Regions from separate parts of the Homo sapiens genome. Here region 1 is linked to region 2. The links are chromatin loops, found by intact Hi-C in ENCODE. Cell type or tissue: Caco-2. All regions are shown on one strand. Each heading gives the region's core, and the rest is flanking DNA. Links, peaks and the distances in the headings are about the cores only. Region 1 has its middle 4.5 kb from the start of PCDH17. Region 2 overlaps PCDH17 (protocadherin 17).

Region 1 (5,398 bases), core at 104-5,103, 89 kb after region 2:
CGGGGGCGGGGCCAGGAGCCCCGGCTCTTCGGAGTCATTGATTAGATCAGTTAGATGGGGAACCAGTCCGGCTAGCGGAGCCCAGCGCTCCGCCAAAGCGGACGCGCCCCAGGATTCGCCACCAGGTCTCCCGGGCCTTTAACCACCGGGAGTAGCTCTTCCAGCGCCTTCCTTCGGAAAAGAGAATTTACAAAAAAAAGTTTAACAGCGATTTAATTTTTTTGTGGTCCTACATACACGGAATCGGGAATCGCAGTATGCTTGCAGAATAACGTAGCTGCGGTCTGCCTAAAGGGTTTCTCTACACACACTCTCACACACGCACGCACACACGCCCTCGCCGCACACACGCCCATGCCAAGGGAAGCGCAGCCCTGACTCCGCGTGGACCCATCTGAATGAGGTGCGGAGGAGTGTACGTGGGTGTGTGTGAATGCGCTTCCACGGGCTGAGATGTGTATTTCGGTGAGTGTGTGTGAATTCGAGGGCGCTCGTGAGCCCGTTTCTGCCCGCGCTGGTACGAACATGCCGCGAGCAACAGCAATCAATATGTAACTTTCTTCATCCTCTGAGAAAAATCAGCTGTCCTCAGGCACCTATGCAAGGAAAGTCACTTAATTATGAAAGTGTTTCAGAAGAAAAGCAGACTCCCGTTGAAAGAGAGGCTATGTCTCTTAAGAGAAATAGAGCCTCTCCTTTAAGGAGAAAGGCTCACTGTCAATACAAGCTTTGTAAACTCAAATCCGGCTAAATACTACTTAAGGTTCTACCCCTTTTGGTCATCCTTCCTCACCATCTCAGCCCAGGTTCAAGGTAAAGTGGATACCCACCCCCCAACCCCCGACACACACACACACACACACACACACACACACACTAGTTTCGGTGTTTTGTTCACCTCCATTCTTGTTATTAAAGTGTCACATTGCAATTTGATTTTTTCTCCTTAAGATCAAATAGCCATTGATAACCGCATTTGCTAAAGATCCATGAAAACAAAAGTATAAAACACGAAGGCCAATCATTAGGAGATCTAAGATTTCTGTTTTGTAAGCCATAACACACACACACATATATACACACACACACACACCACCACCACACACCACATACACAAGCACACATACACAGGCCGACTTCTGATTCATCTATTTATTCTCCAACTTCATTTACTAATCTCAGAGAGGTTTTTTTCCCTAAATATTATCACAAACATCTGCAACTGGAGACTGGTTTGCTCGTGATCCAGCCGTTCTGAGAAAGAGTTAAGAACAAAAAAGAAAATTGAAGTATTGAAATAGAAAAGGTGAGTGTTTGATTGCTAGAGTATTGATCGCAATTCATAAATACTGAAGTTGCCATTTATAAATTGTGAATGACTAACATACAAGTGTGTAACATGAATCATTCAGCCTTCAAAGAAAATCAAATCCAAACAAATTACAAGATAGTTCTGAAGATTTTTATTGGGATAATTGCTTAAAGATTCAGGTATAGGAGCTGTTTCCTGGAGTATTCAATGAGATAACCTATAGTCTGAATTTGCAGTCTGATCTGTATCAAAAATTCGCCATTCCCTTAAGAGACTCTGACAGTTTAAAAACTCAAAGAGAAGCTGTTTACAGCCAGACTTTTAAATCCTAAAGTGTCTTTGTATTTTCTAAACAGGTAGTTTGTCACGCATATACTATTGCTGAACGGGAGAGTCAGAGCTTTGTAGAAATCTAGATTGTTTTCCTGAGTGAGTACTTAACCATGCTGCCTTGGGAAATGCCAGTTTTATGTCTCTTTGGGGTTAATACCTCTGTCCCAAGGCACGTATTTTGGAAGCTGAAGATCAGAGGTTTTAAGGCTTTAAAAGCAGCAGCTAACTTGAATAAAGAATAGTGACTGCACATTCACTTATTATTACTTTTTAAATACAGCAAATCTATGTCTTTTTTGCATTACATACTAATTCAAAGAAAGTAATAAAATATCCTTGAGGTTTGTTTGCCATAAAGCAAAAACAAGAGAATGGGAAAAATTCCAAGGAAAGGGTATTATGATTTATCAATTAGACTTAATGAGATGTGCTGGCATGCAACTGAGAGTTGTTAGAAATACAGCTTCTAAGAGACCCAGTGATATGAGAATACATCCTCATAGAGATAAATTTGCTTACGACCCCTCCAGAGTAATTATGTCACATCGCCCCCTAGTGTATATAAAAAGAACTACCATGCTTTAGGTGAAGACCACAGCGTGTCTGACTGAAATGTATCACATATTTGTATTTTATTTAACCTATAGTATTAAATTTTATTGCTGAATACTGACATATACCCAAGGTACTTAATTTTCTTCCTTATGTCCCATACCTAGTTTATGTTCAAAGGGAGTGAAATTAACTGATATTTCATTTCCAATGGTTTGGCTTTCCTTTAACCACAATAATCACTCCTAATTTTTAACCATCTCTTAAGACTTGTATTTTTTCCCCAAACAGTTTTTTTGTTTACAACATAGTTATTGAGGAATGTATTTTTCACTGTGTTTAAAGTATTAAACTTAATTTTAAAAAGAGAGATAGTATAAATATAGCTAAATCGTTCAGAAATATGTTTTAATACCATAGAAGGCTACATAGAACCCGAAACTGAGGAATCTAGAAGAATATATGTTTGTATAAATAGCTAAAGATACTTGCAGTCTCACGTCTCAAGAAGAGACTGATTGATAGTTGTTATTTATAATTACAAATGATAGTCTTAACCTTAAACAGAAATTATATCTTTTAATACACACACATTAAACATCTAAAGATTTGTAAGTTATTCAAACCATGTATGTGTGGATACTCATTGAGAAAAGTATTTGGAAAGACATATAATTATAACGTGTCTAATAAAATATGCTAGTCTAGGTGAGTTTTAAAGGTAAATTGATTGTTATGTTGGAATAGCTTCAAAAAGACAACTATTAAAATCTATTTTTATAGACTGATAAAAATGATTAGTACTGCTATAGTATTCCAATAATTGAATAGCACTATTATTAAAGAATAATGTTGAAATGCAATTTATGGAATTTTATGTAACGTAACTTATTTAATTTTGCCTCAGAAAGACTCCTTAAAATACATATTTATTAGTTGTAGTTGTAGTTCTGAGAGTTTATGCATGCAGTCATAATAGCATCAGTTTTAACATTCTTCAGCCACTTGTCCTACTTGCTGTGTTCTTGAGTTCAATAAAATACAGTTCTTAAGAGACATTTTTGATGCTGATGTTTTCAATGCAGTCGTTGTTTATATGAATAAAAAGTCATTCTCTCCACAATTATTCTCTCCTTCTGTATCATTTTTACCATCAATTCACTGCCTGGTTTCATACATTTTTATTCATTAACAGAAAATTTTCAAAAGTAAATTTAATAGCTAAACTGTTTTAGATATAATATGTATCAAAGATTTCCATGTCACATTTAAATTATCAAATTAATGATAGAAGTTCCTTCATAGCTAGTTCTCCTAGCTGCTCTTCTCTTTTAGAGATATGTATGGTTCACCTCTAATACACAGCCATCAACCATTTTATAACTTTTCTTTTTTTTTTTTTTTTGAGATGGAGTCTTACTCTGTCACCCAGGCTGGAGCGCAGTGGTGCGATATCAGCTCACTGCAACCTCTGCCTCCCGAGTTCAAGTGATTCTTCTGTCTCAGCCTCCCGAGTAGGCTGGGATTACAGGCATGTACCACCATGCCCGGCTAATTTTGTATTTTTAGTGGAGATGGGGTTTCTCCATGTTGGTCAGGCTGGTCTCGAACTCCCAACCTCAGGTGATCCGCCTGTCTCGGCCTCCCAAAGTGCTGGGATTATAGGCGTGAGCCACCGCGCCTGGCCCATTTTCTAACTTTTTAATAAAAGCTTTACCTTTTAACAAATGAGAAATCCACACTACTAACAGGACAATCGCTAAAACATATCTTTCTCCTTGATGATAAACGTGGACTGTATAAAAGCAACATAATTTAACAAGAATTTTTAAAATTCTGGAAAAAAATTTAATAATTTGTTCATAATTTTTAAAAATATAATTACTGTTTATTTTTAAATTTTTTGAAAACTCAATCTTGCCTACAGAACAACACAATAAGAAAAAGTATAAAATATTTCTATAAACAGACAGCATTTTAAATTTAATATAGAACTTTTTTGTTTTTATTACAATTGTGAAATGTTGCTATTAGAAAAAATATTTAGATCAGGAAATGTATTTTAATTTTCTTCAATATTACGTCTATGTTATAATATGTAATATATGATGACATATACATATCTATTAATATGCGTTCTCCTTGCTAGTATAAGAAGTGTGTTGCCGATGAACACTCGAAGTCACTTTGTAGGATTAACCCTACAAAGACAGGCAAGTTACATCTTCAAGAGGTTAATTTGTAATTCATGCAATAAATAAACTAAATTTACAACTCGTATTTTTGTACTTTATGTACAATTTTAAGTTTGTAAGTCAGAAGTAAATGTAAATTAGTAACCAATGACTCTTGAAAAGTGACACATATTTCAGGGCATACATTCTGAAGTACTGAGACATATTTAAAATTATTTTAAGACTTTTATATTTAAGTTTTAAAATTGAATGTCATTTAGTGTGGTCAAAATAAATTGTGTATGTATAGATAGACTTGACCATGGATAAAAAAGAGTTGTCCAACCAAATAACATGTTATACTCTATCTGATGTATTAGCTAGTACATATTAAGAAGAGGAGTTAGATTAAGTTGTGCAAAATGTAATTCAGAGAAAAACTGTCTTGAGCTTCATGAGTTTCAAGTGGCATATTTCCATTCTTTCCTAATTTGTCAGCCAGAAACAAGATCAATTCATTACACAACCTCAATGCTCCTGCCCCATAAGAAGTTACATGCTAGCTCCCCCTTGTGGTCACTTTGACAGTAGAGCGAGACATTCCGGCATTAGGGAAATTTACTTCTTAGGAAAATTAGGTTTGTTTAATCTTTGTATACTACTTTTTAAAAACAAATGAAAAGCTTATGAATTAAATAGTTAATTTACAGATGTGACCGCTGGATTGTTAAAATAAGGTGGCTAAAGCTGGAAACAAATATGATGATTTCATGCATGGTGCAGCAATCTCATTGTTTCTTATAGCTAAGCATGTTAGGACAATTCTAAAGCTGGAGACCAGCCCTTGGAGGCAACCCGGGACATTTGATTCAGTAGGTGGCACTCTTTCCTCAGAGTCAGTTTAGCAACAATGACCTAAAATGATGTTTCAAAAAGCTGTGTCACCGGAGGTCCTGCCTTTCAGGTGAGGCAAAAACCAAAAACTTATAATAACTTATGGATATAACAAGCCATATATTTCTTTCCA
Region 2 (5,398 bases), core at 304-5,303:
TCCCCTGAGTTTCAGACTTACTTGGTGCTTTGGGAACTTACATATTTGTACACCTGAAAACGTACATATAGTTTGCAGCACAGGAGTTTCCTATCTGCATCCAGTATTTGCCTCTGATTTTCTTTTCTATAATGATGAGATAAATGTCTGTGTCATAGACACTTAAAAACCAAAATCTATAAATCATGGCATCAATAAAGACAGTCTAAATTGTTGTGGCCAGGGGAAAAGGACATTTCAAAAAGTTATCTGTGCTTTATGATTGTCAACCAAATGGTCTTATTTCTGTTTTGTAAACAGATGTAAATAGAAATTGTGTTCTCCTATTACTGTGGTAGTTGGTATCATTTCTAACAACATCTTAATATTAGAGTTTTTCCAAGTAGACAACTCTATAAATGGAAGTCCAGTTTTTATTTGTTCCCGTTATTCTTTTTTTGTTTCTAATTTACCTTCTTTCAACAATGTAAGCTTTCATAATATCTAATTAGCTGTCTTCCAAATCAGAGAGCAAGCACTCATCTCTATTTACGGTCTGCACAAGTGTTCTGTAGATTAATTCTACAGAATCTAAGCTAAGTACCCATCACAAATTCTTTATCTGTCTGCAAACCAAGCCAAGCCAAGACCTTTGGCTGGCAGTTCATGCTCAGTAATAGTTTTCTGTTAAGAGGCTTTAATGGTATAACAGCAGCTTGATTTTATGGCCTTTTTCTTTCTTCAGCACATACACACAATTACACACACATGCATGTGCACACATTTTTCTATGACCACAACAAATTGCAATTTATCCCAATATATTCTAACATAGAGAAAACATCAATGCTAAAACAGAAATCTCATCAGAAAATGGTCCAACATACCTCTAATAAAATGGATTTTTCTTTCAGTGAGTTGACATAATTTACAACATCCTGTGAACTGACACTTTTCTAACATACACAGTTCTTTCTTTTTTTGGCTATGTTGATTATTATTGACTTACTTTCTTTTCTGATCCTATAAAAACTTTACACTTGTTATAATAATAGAGTGAGTCATTCCATATAAATGGTACCTTAACAATCTATATTCATAAACATTATTATTTCCACTTATGACTTCTATGTCCCATTTACTTGTATATTGTTAAAAATGAATATTCTGTTCTCACTATCTGACTAAAAGGAGTAAAAATTTTGCTTTCAATATTATTTCTAGAGACAGTTCTGGATAAGTAAGTTGTCTCAAAATTATTTTTTCCTGTGTCAGATTTTTAAATGGGTATTCTAATATTACAAATTTCCTGGAATTTTTTTCCTACTTCCAAGTTTTATTTTAACACCATTTTTAATAAGCTTATTTTATCCTTTATGCAGGGAAGAACAGGGTTGTGTAAGAAAAAATGTTAATCGGAGAATCCATCCCTTGCTTAGCTAAGCTATTCTTCTATAGCATTGTATTTCCCATGTGTCTCACTTGTGCACAGGGATACATGTTGTTTCTTAATCAAGTAACTAATATAGAGATACACAGATATGGAATGTCTTGCTGCTTTTATTTTTTAATATAATGAGGAAAATATATCTTGTTACAATATGCTTATTTCATGAGGTTGTCTGTTAACATGTTGGCAGTGATATAATGAGGAAAAATTAGACATAGGACCTGAGGAAATAAAATTATTTTTTAAAAAATCAGCCCCATAAAGAATTATAAATTTAAAATATATCTCAAGTAATAAAACTACTATGAGAAAAAATGTATACATTTTGAGGAGTATACACTGCTAATCTGGCTTCCAGATTTTACTTTGTGAAGTGCTATTCTATCTGCTTTTGATAGCAGAGAGCACATTTTGAAAAGGAAGTTGTTATAATACTATCAAATAGTCAAACCACGGCAGCTTTGAAGTACCAATCCTCTAGCATGCACCTGCATCGCACAATGCTTTTGAATGTATTGCCACGGCTGCATTCAGACACCAGAAATCACTGTCCTATATCATAAGCAAGTGAATCCAATCACAGCTGGGTATTTGGAGCTGTTTGGAGCATTTGCACTTACTGTTCAATGCACCTGCACACCTTCAGGGATGGTTTTAAGTGTCTGTGACCCTTTGGACATAGTAAAATGTTTACCGGAGTGGAATTTTCTGGCGTATATATTGACCACACATAGATAACGCTCTAAGGTGAACAGAACTTAAGACAAATTGAAATGAAATTTATGATAAGGAATAAATGCAAAACAGTATTTGATATGGAAGTGCTAGGACTACAAAACAATGAGAATGTAAACCATGCATTGGGAATTTATGGCACAAATATCATTTGTGTCCCATGGCATGCCACTGAGATCAACACTGAAAATTTAATCTGCCCCTTCCCTGAATTCCCTTCTGTAGGCACAGCCATCACCTGGGGCAGCGGCAGATGCTTGGAAGTAAAGGCACAGCTAAATGGAACCATCTTTTTCCTAACAGGTACCCCGAAGAGAACTGGCTGAAGCTCAATATTATACCACCAGAACAAGGTTTATATTCACTTTGAGAAAAGTATGCTTACAGAGACTTTCAAGGAAAAACAATACAATTCAAACGTCCCACCAGCATAAAGACAGCTCACATTTTGTGGGCACATTAGATGTGTGTAGTTCAGCAATTACTTTAAAGAAGTTACACACAATAATTTATAAGGTAAAAATGCATTACACACCTCCCCACACCTTGCCTAGGAATTGAAAGTTTTCAAGGAGGGGTATCTTGGGTAGAATGCTGTAGAATGAGTGTTTTGTTGCATACAGGTCTGTGGTAAATAAACCTAGGTCTATCTACTTCTAAAGTTCTGAAATTTGTAAGACTATATCTCTTTACCGATGAGTTTAAACTTTGATTGGAAACTAAAAAGTAGAGTGAAACCAGCATATGGGAAATTATTCATGATCAGTTACATTTTGAACTATGTCATATGAACGTCAAGCAGCAGAAATACAGAGAAAAGCGTAGGTTGTAATATTGTGAAAGGCTTTATGCAAGAGGTGGTGCTTGATCTGTGATTCAAAGGCTGATCAGGGTTTCAACAGAGAGTGGAGAGCAGAGAGAGGGCGCTCCAGGTAAAGGATTAAGAAAAGAAACACACCTCACATGGGAATGTGCACTTCACAGGGCAGTAAGAGACCAGCTTTATAGGTCAAAGGACTTAAGCTGCAATGGCAACACTTGACATAACAATGTAGAGAAAATTTGCTAGGATCTGAAAAAAGAATGGAAAAGTTCTAAGTAAAAGACCAAATTTAATGCAGCAGGCAATGAAGCACTAGTATAAGTATTTAAGCAGTGTATCATATGTCTCAAAGATTCTTGAATTATTTCGGTGGTTGATTGGAAAGTCATCAGACACCATTAATGAAACTATAGAATTGGGATGAGCTATAGGGTAAATAGAATCCAAATCAGCATTTTTTCTAAAAAGGGATATCTAGAGTTTTTGGCTCAAGCCAGAGTATCTCCAACAGACACAACAAGACCTGAATGATTCACTGGAATAGGCATTCCAGCCCCCAGACTCAGCTTTCATCTTTCATATCATCCTGCTTCTTCTAAAGAAAGTCTTAATGTGCATTTAAACTGGTATTTTATGTTACCAGCATAAATCTTGCATTTTTAAATTCTTCATTAGAAAAATATTTCTTTTTCCTACATCTGCTTTATCTTTCTTCCCTCTTCCTCTAATTTTCTGTTATCATTAACCAAACATAACATTTCATATGGTAAAGTATTTGAAATATTAAAGGATTATTTTAGAAAATCAGAAAATGGAGAGTCTGGAACAAAAGAGATTCGCTAGGTATTCAAAAGAGAGGTAAAAAATATATCAACAAAGCAAAGACAACAACAAAGAGTAAGATGGATGAATCTCAGAACAGTTTTCATATTTGATACACCATTGAAAAGGTTTTTGATACACCATATAAAGAACAATAAATTTTAAAAACTTCCAATTTTTTCCTAAATAAGCATTTATATTTTGTATGAAGATAATGTAGCAATTTTCCCATTGAATTATATATTACAGCATTACTCTGCATTCCTTATTATTTTTTATCTGTTTACCTGGAGACCCTAAAGTCCCTTGAAATCAAGATACTACAGTATATTCTTCAGCATTCCATTCCTTGAATATATGACACACTCAATGTACACTTCTGAATTTGAACAGACGCTTTAATTGATGGAAAGGATCATTAAATTAAAAGTTATCAAACACTACGGGTAACCTATAATGGGAACAACTACATACTTTATAAATTACTCATTTCAGTACCATTCATTTGTGAGATCATAATGTCAGTTTTCAGAATGATCCCAGGACCAAATGAAGTTGTACATAATAGCTGTCTATTGCTGTGAGATATGCATTGTTTACAGTAATATCAGATGTCTGTTAAAAACAATGTTTATATAGAAAATATAAAGTTATCTATTTATTATTGAAAATACCATTTTAAATTATGAGATAAATCCTGCCTGACATATATTCTACTCGAACTTGGAGGTCAGAATAATTTCCCTTTAGGAAATTTTGGAAACCAGTGACACTGTTATTGAAATCAAAGCCTATATTTAAATAATCACCTCTTTATAATTTTAAATTATGGAAAACAGTGAGTATCCTGAAAACTACACCTCAGCACCTATAGGTTTCTTTCTTCTCTGCTACGTTTCTCTTTTGTTTTTTTCTTCTACTGCATTGCCGTGTCGAATGAGACACTTTTCTCTTTTAAGTGAGCTGTCTCTGTATCTTACACTTTAGCCAACAGCTATCATCAACATATGAATTAATTAATAAAACTTTGTAATTTTAGAGTCTTGAAAGAGTTAATGCAATTTCCGAAAGAACCTGATTTATATGCAGTGAGAAACCTATGCTCTGGCATGCAGTAGTTAGCAAAAGCTGTTTGGCTTACAAGGACAAATTTAAAATTCTAGCAACTTAAATAATACTGTGAATTTCAGACCCAAGACTGTTTAAGTATTCTACTATCCTTCATCTTTGGAGAGGATGTTTTCCTTATGCTTTTATTGCCTCTGTAAGCCAACCCCATCTCTGATAATGACACCATTTTTGATGACATGGATGAATACATCTAAGATTCAAGTCATCCTCCTAGCAAAGTGGTAATCCTGTAAGGAAGGTCAATGAAAACATGCCTATTAAACCAAACTCATTGTAAGAAGCAAGCAAGAGAGTCTTATTAGTGTTTTCTCTCTGCCTGCTGTCTGATTGCTATTGGGATGTATATCTATTTACCAGTTTAAATCCTGTTGTTCATCTTGTTTCTAGCAGCTCTTATTTTCCATTGCTAGAAACAAGCAAACAGAATCAGGTGTCAGTTTTAGCACTCTCAGAAAACA

The links. A loop is a pair of places that touch in the nucleus more often than their neighbours do. Peaks named below come from ENCODE experiments on the same cell type or tissue, not always from the same donor. Only the 100,000 strongest peaks of a DNase experiment are listed, where the experiment ranks them.
Region 1: it touches region 2 in a loop (21-fold over the local background); 11 of 110 quality-filtered maps call a loop at or near these places.

The regions. Positions count from the first base shown.
Region 1 is chr13:57,624,588-57,629,985 of GRCh38, reverse strand. No RefSeq gene overlaps it. Among named protein-coding and RNA genes, the nearest start is that of PCDH17, 4.5 kb to the left of the region's middle. RefSeq lists an enhancer at 1-279. In Caco-2, for the core only: CTCF peaks have their summits at 2,176 (motif pointing left) and 4,965 (motif pointing left); a DNase peak (open chromatin) is centred at 4,935.
Region 2 is chr13:57,714,181-57,719,578 of GRCh38, reverse strand. All of the region lies in intron 3 of PCDH17 (protocadherin 17), which reads right to left. Among named protein-coding and RNA genes, the nearest start is that of PCDH17, 85 kb to the right of the region's middle. In Caco-2, for the core only: no CTCF peak of the experiment used is centred there; a DNase peak (open chromatin) is centred at 3,098.